2 separate regions of the Homo sapiens genome follow, and region 1 is linked to region 2. A link is a loop called in an ENCODE intact Hi-C map of the cell type or tissue named here. Cell type or tissue: PC-9. All regions are shown on one strand. Links, peaks and the distances in the headings refer to the core of each region. The heading gives the core; the rest is flanking DNA.

What was found. Hi-C counts contacts between places; a loop is a spot of excess contacts. Peaks named below come from ENCODE experiments on the same cell type or tissue, not always from the same donor. Only the 100,000 strongest peaks of a DNase experiment are listed, where the experiment ranks them.
Region 1: a loop joins it to region 2, with 4 times the contacts of the local background. A loop is called at or near these places in 5 of 110 quality-filtered maps.

What each region holds. Positions count from the first base shown.
Region 1 is chr16:21,982,613-21,993,324 of GRCh38, forward strand. It overlaps PDZD9 (PDZ domain containing 9), which reads right to left. Exons shown (of 4, transcript NM_001363519.1): 3 at 5,990-6,179; 4 at 1,253-2,048. The coding sequence ends at 1,655. UQCRC2 (ubiquinol-cytochrome c reductase core protein 2) reads left to right here. Exons shown (of 14, transcript NM_003366.4): 14 at 476-1,048. The coding sequence ends at 559. Among named protein-coding and RNA genes, the nearest start is that of PDZD9, 13 kb to the right of the region's middle. In PC-9, for the core only: no CTCF peak of the experiment used is centred there; a DNase peak (open chromatin) is centred at 5,769.
Region 2 is chr16:22,093,162-22,103,873 of GRCh38, forward strand. It overlaps VWA3A (von Willebrand factor A domain containing 3A), which reads left to right. Exons shown (of 34, transcript NM_173615.5): 2 at 3,698-3,784; 3 at 4,411-4,534; 4 at 7,033-7,157; 5 at 7,255-7,332; 6 at 10,314-10,368. Among named protein-coding and RNA genes, the nearest start is that of VWA3A, 6.0 kb to the left of the region's middle. In PC-9, for the core only: CTCF peaks have their summits at 5,986 (motif pointing left) and 6,190; a DNase peak (open chromatin) is centred at 5,990; H3K4me3 peaks cover 319 bases.

The DNA.
Region 1 (10,712 bases), core at 1,745-9,744, 110 kb before region 2:
CACCAGCCATCTCCTAGTTAATTTTCACAACAGCTATTATAGTAATTGCTGGCTTAGAATGTCCTATCGAAGGCCAGGTTGGTGGCTCACGCCTGTAATCCCAGCACTTTGGGAGGTTAAGGTGAGTGGATCACTTGAGGCTAGGAGTTTGAGACCAGCCTGGCCAACATGGCGAAATCCCGTCTCTACTAAAAATACAAAAATTAGCTGGGCATAGTGATACATGCCTGTAATCCCAGCTCCTTGGGAGGGTGAGGCAGAGAATTGCTTGAACCTGGGAGGCGGAGGCTGCAGTGAGCCAAGATCGCAGCACTGCACTCCACACTGGGTGACAGAGCGAGACTCCACCTCAAAAAAAAAAAAAAAAAAAAGAATGTCCTATCCATAAATTCTTGAAATGACAAAATAAGTTCGCCTGCTTGATGATATATATTTTTATTTTTGTTAATTTTGTCTTTTGTTTGTTTCTTTAAAGGCGGCAAAGAAGTTTGTTTCTGGCCAGAAGTCAATGGCAGCAAGTGGAAATTTGGGACATACACCTTTTGTTGATGAGTTGTAATACTGATGCACACATTACAGGAGAGAGCTGAACGTTCTCTCAGCCCAGAGCAGCAAACACATGAAAGTCAGAAGTCTCTAATATATCATTTGTCTTTTTTCCAGTGAGGTAAAATAAGGCATAAATGCAGGTAATTATTCCCAGCTGACCTAAAGTCAATAAAACATTCTGTTTAAGTGTTTTTCTTACGTTTTTCTCAATGAGTTAATCAACAAGTATTTATTATGTGCTGATATCTTTGTTTTAGATGCTTTAAAGGAGACAGGAATATAATTATTGAGTATAGAAGCATCAGAAACTATTAAAATTAAGGCTAAGTGGCTATCGGGGTAAATAGTGCCAGATTACTATTGGTGGCGTTTAAGATGAAAGCAAGTTCAAAATTTGTCATTTTGGGTGTCAACAGCTAAATGGTCTGGTTTTTACCCCTGTTTTGCCTTTTTTGCAATAAAATTATTTCCAAAAAACATACATTTCCTATCAATCATATCCTATATTCCCATTCATTCATTTTTTTATGTCTGATTTATCTTCATTGACAGAGTTTTGTTTTTCTCTCATCTCCTGTCTCTCCCTTATCTGTTACTATCCTGTCTCTTCCAAATAATTAACTCTCAATTCAACATTTACAGTAAAAGAAGGGCTAAAAAGGGGAAAAAAAAAGAATTCTAATGTGAATAACTAGCCAAAGAATTATGTCTCTTAGTTATTTTAATTATAGTACTTGAAGTTTACCAAAAAAAAGAGAGAAACTAAATATTTAAAGAAAAATGTAGTGTTTACATAAAGTGACATTCTCTACTATGTTCAGACATTCTGATATTGGATTTCTCTACGGCATTTTCTAAAAGAAAGAAATTCTTCTCAAAAAGGAGGGTCTTATTCTGAAAATAAGATTTGTGAGGCCTGCAAGAACCCAAGGAAGTCTTTAGATAATCCTGTTGAAGAACATCTCTAAAGGCTTTATAACGCAGTCATAAGAGAAGAGAATTGGTGAGTCTACAGACAGTCCTTGATAAGTACAGCAAACTTGTGCCTGGTGAGGCACAAAACTTGGGTGTCTGCAAGATAAATGCTCATATGACCACAGATTTGCTAACCAACCTTTGATACCAGTTGGGCTTTACCCTCTTCAACTTGGGCACAATCTTCCAGCCAAAATGCATCTGAGGTAGAGGAGGTAGAGGAGGAAGAGCTTTCATTGTCTTGCTTCACCATTATCCAGTATGGAGAAGGGGCCCTCACTTCTTTCTTGTCGTCTCTGTGAATCATCACGTCACAATTAATGTCTTTTCCTACACTAATAGTATGGTTCTTCTTCTTATATCCATGCCAGTCTCTGGAGATGGATATTGGTCTCCTTGCAGGGTGATGCACAGTTGACCACGGATATCTATAATATTGAAGTCTTTTATCTAAATCTACATTTTCATTATCATCACTGCTTGTGAAAGATTCATCTTTTGCCAGCTCAATTTTCTTTGGTGTGCTGAAATGAAAAGAATAGTGAATAAAATAGATTCTTCATGTCTAAACATTTATGGTCCCCTAACAAGATGCCTTATAACTTGCTTTGACTCATAAAAGATACAATTTAGCTTTAGCATTACCTTTCTGTGTCATTGAAATGTTTCTCTTTTTTAAATCGTCTTGAAATCTTTTTCCATTTCTAAATGGAAATCAAATTCTGCCTTAAATTACTTCACCATACCTTAAAAAGTTTTGCACAGACTTATACTAGACTACTGACCAGAATATTAGGAGGTGTTAAAGGGTAGGTTAATTTCACTGCAGCTAAAGTGACGGATTCAACCTGGCCATCTCCTGAGAACTCTATTCTTGTGGCTCACGTGGCATTAACACAACATTACTGATTTCCAGAGGAGTCAGGAAGTCAGGAAATAGTGGGCCTTAAGGATCTTCAACATCCTAGTCATTAGTAAGTCTTAGAGTCTTTTTTTTAGAGAGGGTCTTGCTCTGTCACCCTTGCTGGAGTGCAGTGGTACAATCATAGCTCACTGCAACCTTGAATTCCTGGGCTCAAGTGACCCTCTGGCCTCTGCTTCCAAAGTAGTTGAGACTACAGGTGTGTATGCTGTATGCCACCGCACCTGGCTAATTTTTATTTATTTTTATTTATTTATTTATTTTTAAAACAGGATCTCCCTATGTTGCCCATGCCTGTCTCAAACTCCTGGCCTCAAGCAATCTTTACTTTGGCCTCCAAAGTGCTAGGATTACAGGCATGAGCCACTGTGCCCAGCCAGGTTTTTGTTGTTGTTGTTGTTGTTGTTTTTAACTTTCTCCAATTATTGACTTTCTTGATTGTTGAAACTAGGTGGTGCTTGCCTGCTAGCACCTCCAGGTCTCTGAACTTTCCTAATGCCTACAGTACCTGTGCTTGCTTTAACTTTCCAGAATGAATGCTCTGTCACCTGCTTTCCCTCATCCTGGTGCTATTGCCCAGCAGAACCAAAACTAGATCTTTGTGATTACAAATCTCTGGTACATTCTGCCCTGCTAAAAGGAAATAGGTTTCTTCCCTGCCAACCTGTTAAGACTTCTGGTGTTATCACTAATAACCTTGGCAGTCTGCCTGTTGTATTTGCTTCCAATAATTTGAATGGCTTTTCCAAAAGTTTATCTCTTCCAGTAATAAACAGTTGATAATGAGTAATTTTTACTGAGAGCCACTAGTCTTAAATACTGATTTTCTTTGTCTGATTTGCCTTCAGACACACCTAGGTCTTCCTGAACAGCACATGAATTTTTTTTTTAAATCCAAGTATTAGTAACTTTTTTTTTTCAGACTGCAGGGGGAATCCTTGGCAACTCTGATGGTTAGGTAACCATAAAGGACAGGTAAATTGTCATTAGGTAATAAAGCCACAACCCTGCAGAGGTCAGGATTGGCTAGAAACAAACTTTCTATACCACTTGGCCTACCCAGAGCGTTACATGGAGAATTTCTCCAGTGTGTATACCCAGTGCCATTTTCTCCTGGAAAAGTTTATACTAGCTTTGTGAAAGCATCTTTTTCCTTCTTCTTTCCCTGCCGCGTTATACATAAGTTACTAAAATGCCTCAGATATGGGTACTTTGCCTAATTAAGAAAGGGAATCAGCAGGTGCTTGGTATTGTTTGTGGGTTTTCGCCTCTTACTTAAGTTGTACTGTTCTATCTTTTCTTTGCTTTTGAATGGTCAGTCTACCATCCTTAGAATTTAATATTCTGGATCTCAAAACTCCTCCATGTAATGAAAATGCTTAGAACATAGTTGTTATGTAATCACATGAGCCCAGGCTTTTAGAGTCGTGCCCTCCAGTGTAGGAGTCGCTGAGTAGGATTTGATTGTGAGTTGTGATCGTGCTACTACACTCCAGCCTGAGTGACAGAGTGAGACCCTGTCTCAAAAATAAGACTTTTAAAATTAAAAATTAAAAACAAGTGAACCACTGACCACATGAAAGTCCTAGGGCAATTTTAGCAAAACAAGACAGACTCAGTCCCTGCCTTGATGGAGTTCACATTCTCCCAGGGAAACACAGTGAACAACTGATTACACAGATTATTTCATTAAAATTGGGATAAATGTGAAGGAGCGAGCTGTGAGAGCATATGTCAGGTGGACCTGTTTCTAGGAAGACCCCTTGGAGAAGTTACACTGGAGCCTTCAAGGGTGACTACTGAAGAGCAAAGTTACAAACATGTTGCACACAGAGAAGAGCAAGTGCAAAGACCCTGAGGCAAAACAAAAGGCAGAGAGCTGGAAGCTAAAGGGGGCTAGAGAAGGATGGGGAAAGCAGTATGAGTTGAAGTTGGAATGGTTTGCAGAGGCCAGCTGAACCCCATAGAGCATCATTGGCCAATGTGAGGATTTTGACATTTATCCAAAGAACAAAAAGTCTTAAGAGATTTTTTGCAGGAACATGCCAGGATCAGATTTGCATTACAAAAAGATCATTCTGGCCAGGCTTGGTGGCTCATGCCTGTAATCCAACACTTTGAGAGGCCGAGGCAGGCAGATCACCTGAGGTCAGGAGTTCGAAACCAGCCTGGCCAACGTGGTGAAACTTCGTCTCTATTAAAAATACAAAAATTAGCTGGGTGTGTTGGCATGCGCCTGTAATCCCAGCTACCCTGGAGGCTGAGGCAGGAGAATCACTTGAACCCGAGAGGCAGAGGTTGCAGTGAGCCAAGGTCACGCCACTACACTCCAGCCTGGGTGACAAGAGCAAAACCTCGTCTCCAAGAAAAAAAAAATACAGTTTTGGTGATAATACAGTTTGAAAGTAATTAGCATGTGGATAGTCATAGAAACCACAGGCATCAATGAAACTGGCTAGGAGAAAGGACACCAAGAGGAAATGGCCAGAGGTAACAGGAAAATCAGGGGAGTGTGGTGTCACAGAAGCCTGGGAAGTGCTATTTCAAGAAGAGAGTGGGTGGAAATTGTTAAGTGTCTAATGCTGCTCAGAAGCCAAGCAAGATAAAGACAGAAGAATCTAGTGGGATCAGAAGTGTGAAGGCTATGGGTGGCCCTGGGAAAAGGACTCAGCCAAGGGATGAAAGCAAAGCCTAGATTGAAGTGGGTGGAGGAGTGTCTGGGAAGTGGCGTCTTTCGAGGAAACAGAGGTGTCTAATACAGCTTTTAGCAAGTTGGGAGTGGATGCAAAAGACTCCAGTGGCTAAAGAGGGTAGGGAGAGGAGAGTGGACTGAAGATAGGATTTGCCAAGATGGGAGAAGTTTAAAAAGGCTTAGATGTTATTGGGAAGGACCCAGAGAACAAAAAGTTGAATACGGAAAAGAAAATAGGATTTGCAAGAAGCACTTTTTTTTTTTTTTTTTTTTTTTGAGACAAAGTCTCGCTCTATCTCCAGGCTGGAGTGCAGTGGTGCGATCTCGGCTCACTGCAACCTCCGACTCCCTGATTCGAGCGATTCTCCTGCCTCAGCCTCCCGAATAGCTGGAATTACAGGCACGCGCCACCACATCCAGCTAATTTTTGTAATTTACTAGTAGAGACGGGGTTTCACCATGTTGGCCAGGATGGTCTCGATTTCGTGACCTCATGATCCACCCGCCTCAGCCTCCCAAAGTGCTGGGATTACAGGCATGATTCACCACACCTGGCCCACAAGAAGCATTTTTAAGGGCTGACTCGGGAAAGAGGGGCACCATACAGGTAGGCATGGGGACAAAATTCCCAACCGATGACTTGTTTTTTAACTCCAGGTTGACTTCATCGTGCTTTCTCATATTAGATCCTACAGATCTAATACCAGAAACCCAGGAAATTACTCTGACAGTGTCACCAGTCCTCCTGTCATGATCCTTATCATTTGATAATTGTCACATTAAACCATCTATGCCTCACAGGCCCTGGGATTCTGTATTATAACAAAGAGTTCCTAAAATGAACTATTTACCTTGTTACTGGGAATTTGGCCTCAGGGATTAAATCATATATTTCTTGCCATTCTTCAGGAATGTTAATAAAATCTCGGTAAACCTTGATTTGTAGCACTGTTCCAATAGTGATATGTTGCAAAAGCTGTAAAAATTCTCGAAGAGTATATCCTAACACATTGGCATGGCCAACACTAATCAGAACATCACCTGAAGAGGGAAAAAATTATGTATCAGTAAAACTAGAGGTTTAAAGGGACTATATTGATTTCTGGCTTTATTGTGAGGTATTTCATTTTATGGGTTCATATTGTTGATTCTTTTTGAACCAAAACCAGGCTTCAGCCTTTTTTTTTTTTTTTTTTTTGAGATGAAGTCTAACTGTCACCCATGCTGGAGTGCAGTGGCATGATCTCAGCTCACTGCAAGCTCCGCCTCCCAGGTTCAAGTGGTTCTCCTGCCTCAGCCTCCCAAGTAGCTAGGATTATGGGCATGTGCCATCAAGCCTGGCTAATTTTGTTTTTTTTTTTTAGTAGAGATGGGGTTTCACCATGTTGGCCAGGCTGGTCTCAAACTCCTGACCTCAGGTGATCTGTCCACCTCGGCCTGCCAAAGTGCTAGGATTACAGGCATGAGCCACCGTACCCGGCCCAGCCTTTATTTAATAAAGATGTTCATGTCCATGATATGAATGTCCTTTGCATACTGAAGAATGTATGCAAGATGTTTCTTAATAGCAGTATATTGGTAGACATTATATGATGTTTTTGAGACGTTTCTGAAGTTCTTGGTGTGACAGAGGCTAAAAAACATTTATAATCGGAACCAGCTGTTAGGATTCTAAAAATAGATTAGTTTCAGATAAAATGAATGGCTATTACTAGAAAAGAAAAAACCACTTACACTAAGTGGTGAATAAATGACCTACTTTCTATTATACCTGCCTGGCAATTTCCAGTGCCCTCCACAGTTAATAGACCATATTAAACATAAAGCCTTTCATTTTAATTCTCTACCCTTGTGCAGTATTAGTTGAGCAAATAATTCTGTATAAAACATTGGGCAATTAGGCATGCTTTAACTGTAAGATGTGTATGCAGTGAGTATGTTGGTTTAAAGGGATTTGACAGCTAGGTTTCCCTACCTTAGGGCAACGCAGGATAAGGAAAGAAACAAGATGGGCAACCATGCAGCTTCCGAGTCCCTGGCAGGTGGGAAGAGGACTACATCTTGAGCACTAACCCCCGAAACCCCCAAATTGAAGGAAGCTAAAAAGACCAATTTTTCACTTGCTCCAACCTCCCCCATGTCCCCACCTCCAGCAGCTAGGTCATGGACCTGTGAGTGAGATCCAGCTACTTGACACTCCCACCTGGGTCACTGAACCTGGAGGAGGAGATGCAAAAGAGTGACAGGAGCTTCTAGTTGCTAGGGGTAGTTACACACAGCTCTTGGTTCTCTCACCATTTTCCAAGCCTGCTTCTCCAGCCTTTTGGGAGATTCTGTCAGACTCAGTATCCCAAATTCAGTGCATTAACAGAAGTGTTTTCTGTTTTTTGCAATGAGGAACCCTGGCTGCTACAACGGCATTCAGCAAGACTTCAGAAAGGAATACAAAGGATTTGCTTTTTAAGGACCAGCTCACATTGGGCAAAATCTTAAGTCTTCAGATCTTACTAGTACTGACCTTCTGGAGACCCTCAATCAGCCTCATTCTAAGACAGCTGAAGCCTAACCTCAAAGAAGAAAAGGGTCAAGAAGTGCCTTCTCTGATGCATGCACTGGGCTTCAATCAGGAATTACACTGATCCCAAAAGAAGCCTCTAAGGATGCCAAGGACAAATGTCCATAGCTCTAGATCCTATCAGAAACAAAAGTTCCCAGAATTCCAGAAAACAAATACTTACAAGGGTGGAGAAAAACCTTCTACTTTGGTCTTAAGCAGTAGCTGGGGGTAATACAATCAACCATGTATCTGAAGCTCACTTCAGAATGAAACAAGGCTACCTGCAGCTTGAGCAATATGAAACAGCTGCTCATCCTACTGAGGTTAATTACAATGGCAAAACAAAACAAAACAAAACAAAAACAAAACCCTCCCCGGATGAGCTTACTTACCTAATGTTAAAAGCAGTGTTTATAGCTGAAAGCTATGGCTTGGCATTCTGCTTAATTATGTTGTAAAAGTGTGACTTTTATCAAGAGGGCAGAAAATAAACAGCTTAATTTCCTGACCGTTCTGGCTGTAAACCAAACATGTCAGCATGTGAATGTGATTACTCTAGCAATAGATATTAACATTGCCCTTCATACAGAAACACCAATTTCGTACTTATGAACACCAACCTCATTACACCTTTTTTTTTCTGTTTTAATGGGCTATAGGATGACATTATATAAACTTTGTCTCGATTACCTACAGTAAATCAACTTTGCAGCAGCCAAGCCACTACTGAAAAATATTTTATCTTTTTCATCTCTCCCAACTAGGCTGGAAGTTCCTTAAGTTCCTCAAGGCTAAGGACCATGTCTGTGCCGTTCACCACTACACCCCCAGTGCCTAGCTGGGTGTCTGCACACACCAGGCCTTTAGGAACTGCTTAGGCAGTAGCCAGTCCATGACTTGTATTTACTGTTGAAGCTACATTAATTTCTTTTTTTTTTTTTCTCCTGAGACAGGGTCTCACTTTGTCACCCAGGCTGGAATGCAGGGATACAAATACAGCTCACTGCAGCCTCGACCTCCAGGGCTCAAGCAACCCTCCTGCCTCAGCCCCTGGAGGAGCTGGGACTGCAAGCGCATATGCCCACCATGTTGGGCTAGTTTTTGTATTTTTTATTGAAATGGGGTTTTGTCATGTTGCCCCAGCTGGTCTCGAACTCCTGAGCTCAATTTGCCCGCCTCAGCTTCTCAAAGTGCTGAGATTCCAGGTGTGTGCTATCGCACCCGGCCTACATTAATTTCTCAAGACTTAGAATGTCAGAATCTGTTAAGGCCATACTGCCCAAAAGGAACTAAAAGTTTAGCCAGAATAAACTAACACTAAACTAAATTAGGAAATCAAGGTGAAACCCTATCCTGAAACACCAAAGGAGAGAAATTTCAGCACATAGATAAAAGATAATGGGGCTGGGAGGAAACGGGGTCAAAGAAATAGCATGTTTCTACAATTATCATCTCTCGAGATCTTATCATCATTGTCTAAAACCACTGAGTTACAGATTTTAAAGCCTAGAATGATGCCGAGGAGAACTGGCAGGCTTGTCACGAAGAGATTTGGGGCTCTGGACTTCCTCTGTATTCAAATCTCATTTCTAGTTGTTAGGCAATTGACTAGAAAGGTATGGGCTTTCTAGGCACACATCGGTTCAAATCCCAGCTCTGAACACAGACTCAGTTGTGTAACTAAGATGAACAAGTTATTTCATCTCTCTACGCCTCTGTATTTCATTATCTACATTTCAGGAGTGTTGCAAACTTTAAATTAGATAACACGTGGGGCCAGGTGAAGTGGCTCATGCCTGTAATCCCAGCACTTTGGGAGACTGAGGCAGGAGGATTGCTTGAGCCCAGGGGTTCGAGGCTGCAGTGAGCTATGATTGCGCCACTGCACTCCTGCACTCCAGCCTGTGTGACAGTGAGACCATGTCTCTTATTCAAATAAAATTAAAAATTGGAGTTAAAAAAAGATAATAGATGGGGAAATATCTCCCACAATGCCTAGGACAAATATTTATTATTTATTTATTAAGCAAAGACATAACAAATGAGCCACTACTTTAGGTGTGACGGTTAATATTGTCAACTTGATCGGTTCAAAGGATGCAAAGTATTGTTTCTGGGTGTGTCTGTGAAGGTGTTGCCAGAAAAGATTAACATTTGAGTCAATGGACTTGGAGAGGCAGACCCAACCCTCAATCTGGGTAGGCACCATCCAATCAGCTACCAGCAAGGCTAGAAAAAGCAGGTGGAAAAAGGTGGAATGAGCAGACTTGCTGAGTCTTCCAGCCTTCATCTTTCTCCTGTGCTGGATGCTTCCTGCCCTCGAACATCAGACTCAAGTTCTTTGGCTTTTGGACTCTTGGACTTACACCAGTGTTTTGCCAGGGTTTCTCAGGCCTTCAGCCACAGACTGGAGGCTACACTGTCGGCTTCCCAACTTTTGAGGTTTTGGGACTCGGACTGAGCCACTATTGGCTTCCCTGCTCTTCAGCTTGCAGATGGAGGGGCAGAACAATATGGTTTGGTTCTGTGTCCCCATCCAAATGTCATTGCCGATTGTAATCCCCACCTGTGGAGGGAGGGAGGTGATTGGATCACGGGGGTGGTTTCCCCCATGCTGTCATGATAGTGAGTGAGTTCTCATGAGATCTGATGGTTTTATGAGTGTTTGACAGCTCCTCCTTCACACACTCACACTCCCTCCTGCCGCCTTGTGAAGAAAATGCCTGATTCCTCTTCCACTATGATTGTAAGTTTCCTGAGGCCACCCCAGCCGTACGGAACTGTGAGTCAATTAAACCTCCTTCATTTATAAATTATCCAGTCTCAGGCAGTATCTTTACAGCAGTGTAAGAATGCACTAATACAGTAGGTGAGTCCTGGATTTAAAAGATGAAATTCAAGACTGCTTCTAACCTCAAAGAGCCCACTAACTATAGCCGTGCCATGAGATTCTCTGTTGCCCACCTAAAAGCATACTCCTGTCCCACTCTAGCACCCTGGAGTATGCACCCGGATCA
Region 2 (10,712 bases), core at 1,917-9,916:
TTTATGCAAAAATGTCCTAGCTGTGAACATTACTAAGTCCCGGCCCAAATGGATCTACTTCTAGTATGTTTATGTAGGAGGGGTGCGCGGGGGTTCAGACAGTAAATAACTAAATATATAGAAAATTTAAAACAAGTAGATAAGCAAATATATAGAATGTATTTACTGTTAAGTAAATAAGTGAATATATATAGTGAAACATGCTGTGGGGAAAGACAAAGCCAGGTGGAGGAGGTGCTGTTTGAGTTAAGGTACTCACAGAAGACCTCTCTAATAAGATTTCATTTGAGCAAAGGCCTGAGGGAAAGGGCTGCGTCCTGTTCATGTCTATCTCCCCAGCACCCGTTCTCTCTGGCACGCAGTGAGTGCTCTATAAATGTTCATGAAACACATGATTGTTTTTGTGTCATATGCTGAAGTGCTTGAAGATGCAGCCCATATTTTATGGTATTCTACATTTGTATAGTACTTCATATTTCACAAAGCAGTTCTACTTTCTCAATTTCATTTGATCCTCTTGATAACAGCATTGAAGTAGGCAGGTCAGTTACTGTTATCCCCATTCCATTCTAAAGATGAAGAAACCAAAGGTTCAGCACTTTTTTGTTTGTTCGTTTGTTTGAGACAGAGTCTCACTCCAACACCCAGGCTGGAGTGCAGCGATGCGATCACAGCTCACCGCAGCCTCAAACTCCTGGGCTCAAGTGACCTGCCCACCCCATCCTCCCTAGTAGCTGGGACTACAGGTGCGCACTGCCATGCCCAGCTAATTTTTGTATTTTTTTTTTTTTTATATAGAGACGGGGTCTCGTTATGTTGGCTAGGCTACTCTCAAACTCCTGGCTCAAGCAATCTCCCTGCCTCAGCCTCCCAATGTGCTGGGATTGCAGGCATGAGCCATTGCACCCGGCCCCGTGCTTTTTCTGGAGCACTATTTTGTTTTGTTTATTTTATGCAGTTCAACCCCTTCTCCATCAGCCTGCACCAGTCACCCCAGAATCTAGCCATGCAGTCCTCTGAATTCATTAAGAGCTGTTAATCACTGGCTGGAAAGAGGGAAGTGAGACACTATGGGGCGGCCAGTGTTCATGAGGCATTTCTATTTCAACAGTCTCTGCCATTAGAGTCTCCCAGGAAAGCTTGCTGAAGTAAAGCCAGTTTTTTTTTTTTTTTTAAAGCATTGCCACATTATCCTGGTGCTTCCCAGAAAACAAAGCATCCTCTGAATAAAAGATTAAAGACTTGAAAGAGAAAAGCAAGTTGCCAAACCATTATTAGGCTGTTTAATTTAATGATTTCACAAGAACACACACTCTAAGTTGCAACTTTATTCAGAGTCTCTCACTTGCTGTGTCTTAGCTGGTATTTTTTTGGTTGCAAATAACAGAAAGCTAAAGGAGCTAGCTGAAGCAAAAAAAAAAGGTAGAGAATTCTAAGAAACAGGGTATCTCATGGAACCCAAGAACAGAAAGGTCTCACACGTGCCTGGGATATATAATTAGAAATTCAAGAACCAAGGCAGGTTGGGCGTGGTGGCTCAACACCTGTAATCCCAGCACTTTGGGAGGCCAAGGCAAGTGGATCACCTGAGGTCAAGAGTTTGAGACCGGCCTGGCCAACATGGTGAAACCCCGTCTCTACAAAAAATACAAAAATTAGCTGGGCATGGTGGTGGGCGCCTCTTAATCCCAGCTATGTGGGAGGCTAAGGCAGGAGAATCACTTGAACCTGGGAGGTGGAGATTGCAGTGAGCCAAGATCATGCCACTGCACTCCAGCCTGGGTGACAAGAGCAAGACTCCGTCTCAAAAAAAAAAAAAAAAAACCAAGGGAGTCTTTCAACCTCCTGCCCCTTCACCTTCCCTTCTCAAAATATTTATCGAGTGTCTGCCAGTCCCTGCTCTTACATAACTTACAGTGTAAGGGGACAGACACACAAATTTTAAAAAATCCCTCTAATGAATGTATCGTTCCAAATTAAGATACCTGCCCTAAAAGAGCATGGTTCTATGAAAGTCTGTATAAAACAAAGGAAACTGAAATATAATGGGATGCTGGAGATTTCCTGAAGGAAGTGATATTCAAGCTGAAATGTCAAGATGATTAGGGTAGGGGAGAAGAAGAACGTTCCAGAGCAAAGACAGCAGCACATGAAAAGTCCCTGTGGTTAAAGGAACTATAGAGAATTCCAGAAACTGGAAAGGGAGGCCCTTGTGGAACACAGAGGAGAGCAGTGGTGAAGTGGGAAATCTAGAGGGGTAGGTGGGAGCAGCCAGACCTTGAGAGTCCTCAGATGCCATCTGAAGGATCTCAGTCTTCATCCTAGAAATAGAGAAGGCTTTGATCAGTTTTAAGCAGGAGGGAGAAAAGGGGGTGTAACATTGGATTTGGGTGTGGATTTTTGTTTATTTTTTAGAAACAGAATCTCCCTCTATTGCCCAGGATTGAGTGCAGTGGCATGATCATAGCTCACTGCAGCCTTGAACTCCTGGGCTCAAGCGATCCTCCTGCCTCAGCCTCCCAAGTAGATGGGACTACAGGCACATACCACCACACCTGGCTAATTTATCTTTATTATGTTTATAGAGATGGGGTCTCGCTGGTTTGCCAAGGCTGGTCTTGAACTCCTGGCCTCAAGTGACCTCCTGCCTCAGCCTGCCTCCCAAAGTGCTGGGATTATAGGTGTGAGCTACCATGCCTGGCCCCTTGATTACTTTCTATTATCCTTTTAGTTCTTTCCACACTTTCCACAATTTGTAATTATTTTATTTAGTTTTTTAATATCAGTCTCCCCCTCTAGAATATAAGCGCTGGGAGGACAAGGACAAAGTCTATCTTAGTGGTTTACAACTAGGGACAATTCTGCTGTCCATGAGACATTAAGCAATGTCTAGAGACATTTCTGGTTGTCACATTGGGAAAAAGTGAGGAGGGATGCTACTGATATCTAATAGGTAGAGGCCAGGATGCTGCTAAACATCCTGCAATGCATAGGACGGCCCCCACAGCAAAGAATGATCCGGTCCAAGAGTCAAAGTGTTGAAGTTGAGAAAGCTTTATCTTGTTCACCATTGTATCCTCAGCACCAAGCACAATGCCTGATACCTGGCAGGTGTTCAATAAGTATTTACTGAATGAATTAATTAAAGAAGAGTTGGCTGAGCACAGTGGCTCACTCTTATAATCCCATGACTTAGGGAGGCTGAGGAGGATCTCTTGAGGCCAGGAGTTCGAGGCTGCCATAAGTTATGTTAGCACCACATTACTTCAGCTTTGGTGACAGAGCAAGACCTTGTCAATAAAATTTTAAAAATGGCCGGGCGTGGTGACTCACATCTCTAATCCCAGCCTAGGTGGGAGGATCACTTGAGCCCTAGAGTTCGAGACCATCCAAAGCAACATAGTGAGACCCCGTCTCTACAGTAAACAGAAAGATTAGCTGGGCATAGTGGCTTGTGCCTGTAGTCCCAGCTACTTGGGAGATTGAGGTGGGAGGATTGCTTGAGCCTGGGAGGTCAAGGCTACAGTGAGCCATGATTGGGCCACTGTACTCCAGCCTGGGCAACTAAGTGAGACCCTATCTCAAAAAAAAATTAAACATGTAGAAAAAGAAGCATTGTGCTGAATATAGATACCCCCCAAAACTATTGTCTGTATGCCACATTTATCCTGTTTTCTGGTATTCTTTTCTTCTTTAGGAAAATAAGCATTGGGTGTTTTGCAATGGCTACACAAACTAGTCATGTCTTCCATGGTCAAGAAAATATGTTTCTGGAAAACCATTGGTAAGCATAGTTCTCTGATTTTTTTTTTTTTTTTTTTTGAGGCAGATTCTCGCACTGTCTCCCAGGCTGGAGTGCAGTGGCACAATCTAGGCTCACTGCAAGCTCTGCCCTCCGGGTTCATGCCATTCCCCTGCCTCAGCCTCCCGAGTAGCTGGGACTACAGGTGCCCACCATCATACCCAGCTGATTTTGTGTATTTTTAGTAGAGACAGGGTTTCACCGTGTTAACCAGGATGGTCTCGATCCCCTGACCTCATGATCCGCCCGTCTCGGCCTCCCAAAGTGCTGGGATTACAAGCGTGAGCCACCGTGCCTGGGCTAGTTCTCTGATTTTGCAAACGAAAACAGCAACAGCATTTTGCTCATGGGAGCTGAGGGTGAGACTGGGTAAATGGTCATTGAATCTTCTTATAGCCACCTGAGGGCTTTAGTTATCTAAATAATAAAATATCTCATGGAACTGGAGTCCACATTTTATCAGGACTCTGCAGGAATCCTTCTCAGTTACTGCACAGAAAAATGTTTCTAGAATCCTTGTAGGGACTAGGGCAAAGAGAGGAGGCACTGGGGGTATCAAACCTATGCCCAGTGCTGGGGCATTGATCAAATTACTTTATGTTTTGTAGCATTAGGAGAAACACTGGCAGAGATTCAAAGAAGCCACTAAAGCAGAAGAATATGAATGGACTTGGGCAAAATTCGGACAATGGATTATTGGTTACACATGTTAACCAGACACAGGACTTACTGGTAAAGACCATGGCACTTTAACTGGGTCGTGATACTACAAATCATTCAGAGAATGCACAGTGTGTTAAATTCTGGGGATTTCTTCCTTCTCATAGGATTCTAGGACTGAAAAAGGAGTAATTAAGCATTTATCTCTAATCCTCTGCCTTCAGAAATGACTGAAGAATCTCTATACTGTTTATATAGAAATTGTTTAGCCTATTTGGCCATGTCACTAAATATTCAGGAGCATGTGAAGACTCTGATCATGTTATCAAGGCCTGAAGTCTTAAGCATTTGATTCTAAAATTCCCCTTCCTGAGATTTGCTTTGCTTTTGAGATTCCCTGAAATCGAGATTCAGAAATCCATTTCAGGAAGTGCTGTTGGACAAATGGGGTATGATAGGAGAATAAACCTCTGACCAGACTACGATTTTAGGCTGACCTTCAATGTGCCTTCCCAAGAGGGTGAGTGGATTGTCTAGAACTCAGAATTCATTCTACCAGGGACACAGTGGCAATCAGTGGTTGCCATGTTCAAGCAAGGCTAGTGCACAACCATGTACCTAACCCACACTAGAGTTTAAATATGATACCTTTGAAATGATAGTCAAAAACAATACAGGTATAATGCTGGCAATTAAACAATCAGAAAAATACTCATGATTTACTTAGGTTCTGGCACTTACAGGAAAGCAAGCTTAATTAAAGGAGACGAGGAAAGGTTGATAGAGTTTTGAGATTCTGAAGAAGTCTTGTAATGGGTTCAGATGTTGATGACATGCATCTTTCCTCTAATTTTATATGAAAATGCATGACTTCCCAGGTGTAGACAGGATCATTCTTATATTTATCAGCCACAGCTGGGGCCTCCTTTGCCTTGCAGATGAACCTGAAGGAAAGAGGGAAAGGATTGCTCCAACACGAAGATCTTACCATTCTCTATGCAAATGAACTAGTAGAGTTACATAATTAGCATGGCCTAAAGTCAAAATCCATAATGTGTTTAATAGTGTATCTTCAAGTATGAATAATACAAAATCTGTGTCCTAAAACATGACATCATTTGAAAAGCAACACAGATGGAAGAAAGGTGAATTATTAAGTCCACCATGCTCACCAGGCACGGTCGTTCACATCTGTAATCTCAGCACTTTGGGAGGCCTAGATGAGAGGATCGCTTGAGTCCCGAAGTTTGAGGCCAGCCTGGGCAACATGGTGAAACCCTGTTTCCACAAAAAAAAAAAAAAAAAAAAAAAAAAATACACAAATTAGTGAGGTGTGGTGGCACGTGCCTATAGTCCCAGCTAATTGGGAGGTCTAGGAAGGAGGATCACTTGAGCCTGGGAAGCTGAGGCTGCAGTAAGCTGAGATTGTGGCACTGCACTCCAGCATGGGCAATAAAATGAGACCCTGTCTCAAAAGAAAAAAAAAAAAGTACCATGCTCGGTGTTTCCAACCAGGGGGAGGGTTGAGTCTGAAAGGTGAGAAGAGTGACATCTAGTGTCCATGTGATAGAGAGCTGTATTTCCCTAGATATGCGACAGGGACCTATGATTTTAGGTGCCTTTCAAGGGCAGGACATTTGTTAGCACAGAATCACATAATGAGAAAGTAATCTTGCCCGTCAGTCCTCTCACTCCTTCATGGAGGTGGTCACAGTTTGGTGCTAGTTTAGAGGGACAACATAGTGCCATGGTTAGAAGCATGACTTGAGCTTTACAGCCTGGGTTTGAATTCCACATCTGCCACTTTCTAGCTGGATGACCTTGGACTGATTACCTAAATTATCTGTACCTCAGTTCCCTGGTCAGCAAGATGGGGTTATCATAATGGAACCCACTTTGTAAAATTAAATGAGTTAACGTACGGAAAGTGCTTAACATGTAATAAGTGCTATCTAAGTATTTGCAGTAATTATGAGAGTGTTTTTCACACTTCTTCAACACTTGCTAATTTCCCTTTGAGACAGACAGCCCAGCAGGCCTCAGGCACAGAACTTAAGTCAAGGTCGCTTGAGCCCAGAACTTCGAAGCTGCAGTGAGCTATGATCACACCGCTGCACTCCAGCCTGGGTGACAGAGTGAGGCCCTGTCTCTAACACGGACAAACCAGGGGGCTGGGTACAGCAGCCCATGCCTGTAATCCCAGCACTTTGGGAGGCCAAGGCTGGTGGATCACTTGAGGTCAGGAGTTTGAGACCAGCCTGGCCAAAATGCCAAAACCCTGTCTCTACTAAAAATACAAAAATTAGCCAAGCGTGGTGGTGCATGCCTGTAATCCCAGCTACTCGGGAGGCAGAGGCAGGAGAATCACTTGAACCTGGGAGGCAGAGGTTGCAGTGAGCCAAGATCATTCCACTGCACTCTAGCCTTGGTGACAAGAGCGAAACTCCGTCTCAAAAAAAAAAAAAGATAGGGTCAGTCTGAGTTGGCGCCCGTTGGGTATCTGTGTGAAGGGAACCTCTTCCTTCCCTCTCTTTCCACTTCACGGTTTGACTCTGGCTTTTGTCTTGCAGAGGCTGCAGGGGAGTGAGACCCAGTCTTCAGATTGGGAGGACTCTGAAGACTGGCTTTCGGCTCACAGTTTAAAATGTCAGAAACTCACCTTGGCTGACCTGATAAGCCAGGGCACAGAAGTGCTGTAAGTCTGAAGCTGTTCCCCGCACCCCCCACAGCTGCAGTGACACATGCAACCCCCTGGGCCCGAGAGATCCCCTCATAAGGCTTTGCTTCTTCAGGGAGGAGGGCACCAATGTCGTGCAGAAAATATGTTTCTCCACCCAGATCATCCGCCATTTTGAGTCAAAGCTTTCTGAGTAAGTATGTTTCTCACTGTCCTCCCAACACCACAGAACTCAAGAATTATGTCATTTCAGTCCGGGCATGGTGGCTTATACCTGTAATCCCAGTACTTTGGGAGGCCGAGGCAGGTGGATCACTTGAGGTCAAGAGTTTGAAACCAGGCTGGCCAACATGGTGAAATCCTGTCTCTACTAAAAATATTTTTTTAAAAAATTAGCCAGTCCTGGTGGTGCATGCCTGTATCCCAGCTACCCTGTAGTCTGAGGCAGGAGAATCGCTTGAACTCGGGAGGTGGAGGTTCCAGTGAGCTAAGAACACACCATTGCACTCCAGCCTGGGCAACAAGAGCATAACTCTGTCTCAAAAAAAAAAAAAAGAAAGGAAAAAGAAAAAGAAAGAATTATGTCATTTCAGTAGCCTGGAAGTAACTTTGTTCAAACAGCAATCTCTGTGGGACCTTGGGCAATAGAGTGGGACCCTGTCTCAAAAAAAAAAAAAAAAAAAAGGAAAAACTACCACTCAGGGAGATGAGCATGTCTCTTCCCACTTCTAGCCCCAATTTCCCCTTTTCTCAAATAGAAAGGTTGGACCAGATCAGTGTCTCTCAGCCTTTTCAAATCCATAGTCTAGGGCCAGGCATGGTGGTCCATGCCTATAATCCTAGCGCTTTGAGAGACCAAGGTGGGAGGATCACTTGAGCCCAGAAGTTCGAGGCTGCAGTGAGCTATGATCACACCACTGCACTCTAGCCTGGGCAACAAAATAAGACCCTATCTCTAAAAAAATATAAAATGAAATCCATAGTCCCTTGGATGACACAGCTTCATCTGGTGTTTAATGGTTAAGAGTAATGACTTTCAATGTCAAATTGATTGCGTTCATAACTTTGCAAATATATGCCAAAAACATGCATGCATCCCCACTCCTAAACCAGATTTTGATAGCACATGTGTATTAGTCCATTTTCATGCTGCTGATAAAGACATACCCGAGACTGGGCAATTTACAGAAGAAAGAGGTTTAATGGACTCACAGTTCCACATGGCTGGGGAGGCCTCACATTCATGGCAGAAGATGAAGGAAGAGCAAAGGGACATCTTACAAGGCAGCCAGGAAAGAGAGAATGAGAATCAAGAGAAAGGGGTTTCCCCTTATAAAACCATCACTCTCAAGCCAGTTAACCAAAAGTCAATTGCTGAATGGCCATTCATGGAATGACCAGTTGCTCAAATTTCTCAAAACCATTTAACTGTAGAATTTATAGTAACTTTTATTAGGTTGGAAGCTTAAACAGGTTTTAAAGAATTCTGCAATGTCTTGGTTTATCAGTTTTAATTGTGAATCCAGTATTTTAAGGAATGTTCAAGTCTATTTAGCTAACTGGTCATTTGGCAAATTGATTTTCAGAGGACTGGCTTTCAGTAAATTGACTTTTAGCAAATTGACTTGGATAGAATCCTGTTGTTACCTTCATGTTGGAGATGGTGAAACTGGGGCTCAGAAAGGTTACCACACCTGTCCAAGGTCACACAGCTAGTAGATGGCAGAGCTGTATCTCAAACACAAACATATTTTATTATAAAGCTCATCTTCAGCTGGGCACAAGTGGCTCACACCTGTAATCACTTTGGGAGGTCAAGGCAGGAGGATCGCTTGAGTTCAGGAGTTCAAGACCAGCCTGGGAAAAATGATGAAACCCCAACTCTACAAAAAATATAAAAATTAGCCAGGTGTGGTGGTGTGCATCTATAGTTCCAGCTACTTAAAGGCTGAGGTGAGAGGATCACCTGAGCCAAGGGAGGTTGAAGCTGCAGTGAGCCATGATCGTACCACTGCACTCCAGCCTGGGCAACAGAGTGAGACCCTGTCTCAAATAAAAAGAAGAAGAAGATAAAAATAAAGCTCATCTTCTTAGCTCTATTCATAACTCATGTATCCCTTATGACTCTATCTACCACCCACTGCCCCATGATCTCATTTCCAAAGACCTTTTTTGTCCCTCTCTAGGCCCCCAAATCTCACCTGCCCCCAGTAAGAACAAGTCAATTAAATTAAAGTGACCTAGTCCTTACCTTGTGCATATGATATATGCTAGTCTTCAACCAGTCATTGCAAGCCAGGCATGCAATAAGGCAAGTTCAAGAAGGTCCCCCAGCTACTTTTCAGAAACTAGGTTTTTTGTTAATCAATCCAGTAGAAACGATTGCTTAACTGCCTCTGTTGTGCCTTTATGATCAGTTTCCAGGAGACTAGGAACAATTCCTTCTGAGAAGACACAGATTTGAGCAAGTGCAAGGGTGGTCTTCCAACTTTCTCGTAAGAACACCCTCCCCCACCCTCCACAGACCTGCCCTCACCGGGCAGAGTGAGCACAGAGTGAGTGAGCTATGTGGAGAAAGGAGACGAGGTTACATGAGCAGGTTGAAGTCTGGGAGGGCCTGATTCCACCCCTTGATCCACCAAACCGTTGTCATTTATCCTGTGCACTGTGTCACCAATAGAGCAGCACCTATACACTCGATCCCTTTCACAATCTCCTTATACCTAGTGCCCTGGCAAACAAGTATCTTCAGTTTTGTCTTTCCTCGATTGTGCCCAGGCTTGAGTGCAGTGGAACAATCATAACTCCATGCAGCCTTGAACTCCTGGGCTCAAGTGATCCTCCCACCTCAGCCTCCTGAGTAGCTGGGACTACAGGCATGCACCACCATACCCAGCAAATTTTTTTATTTTTTGTAGAGACAGGGTTTCACTAGGTTGCTTAAGCTGGTCTTGAACTCCTGGCCTCAAGTGATCCTCCCACGTCAGGCTCCTGAGTAGCCACGACTACAGGCGTGCACTACAGTGCACCTAAAAGGTTCACCACCTTCTTCCAAGAACCTATGCACATTAAAAAAAAAAACAATTATTCATACCTGCCTTTTGTGTATGTAAGTGGCTGTTGCTCAGTGATGACGCTGGCCTTGGGTGATGAGTCTTTCTGATGTCTTGACAGCACTATTGAAGTCTATCAAGAGAGAATTCAGTGGCTCACAGAAAACAGCAAGAAGGTAACGGGCATAGATTTCATTCTTTGCCCCCTTTCACTCATTCCATTTGTATTTGTTAGAACCCTTTCAGTTGCAAATGTAGACCTCCAATATAAATTGCTTAAGCTAAAAAAAGGCATTTACTAACCTAAGTAAATGAAAACCCCAGCCACAGCTGGATCCAGGTGCTCAGATGATGTCACCTCTATGCCTGTGGGCTCTGCTTTCCTGAGTTGGTTTTATTCTCAGGACATCTCTCTTCAGGCATAGGAAGGTGGTGATCAGCAGCTCCAGTAAAAAGGAACTTCACTTCCTGTTCCCTGCACAACTTCCAAATCCTGGGACTGACTCTCATTGACCAATTT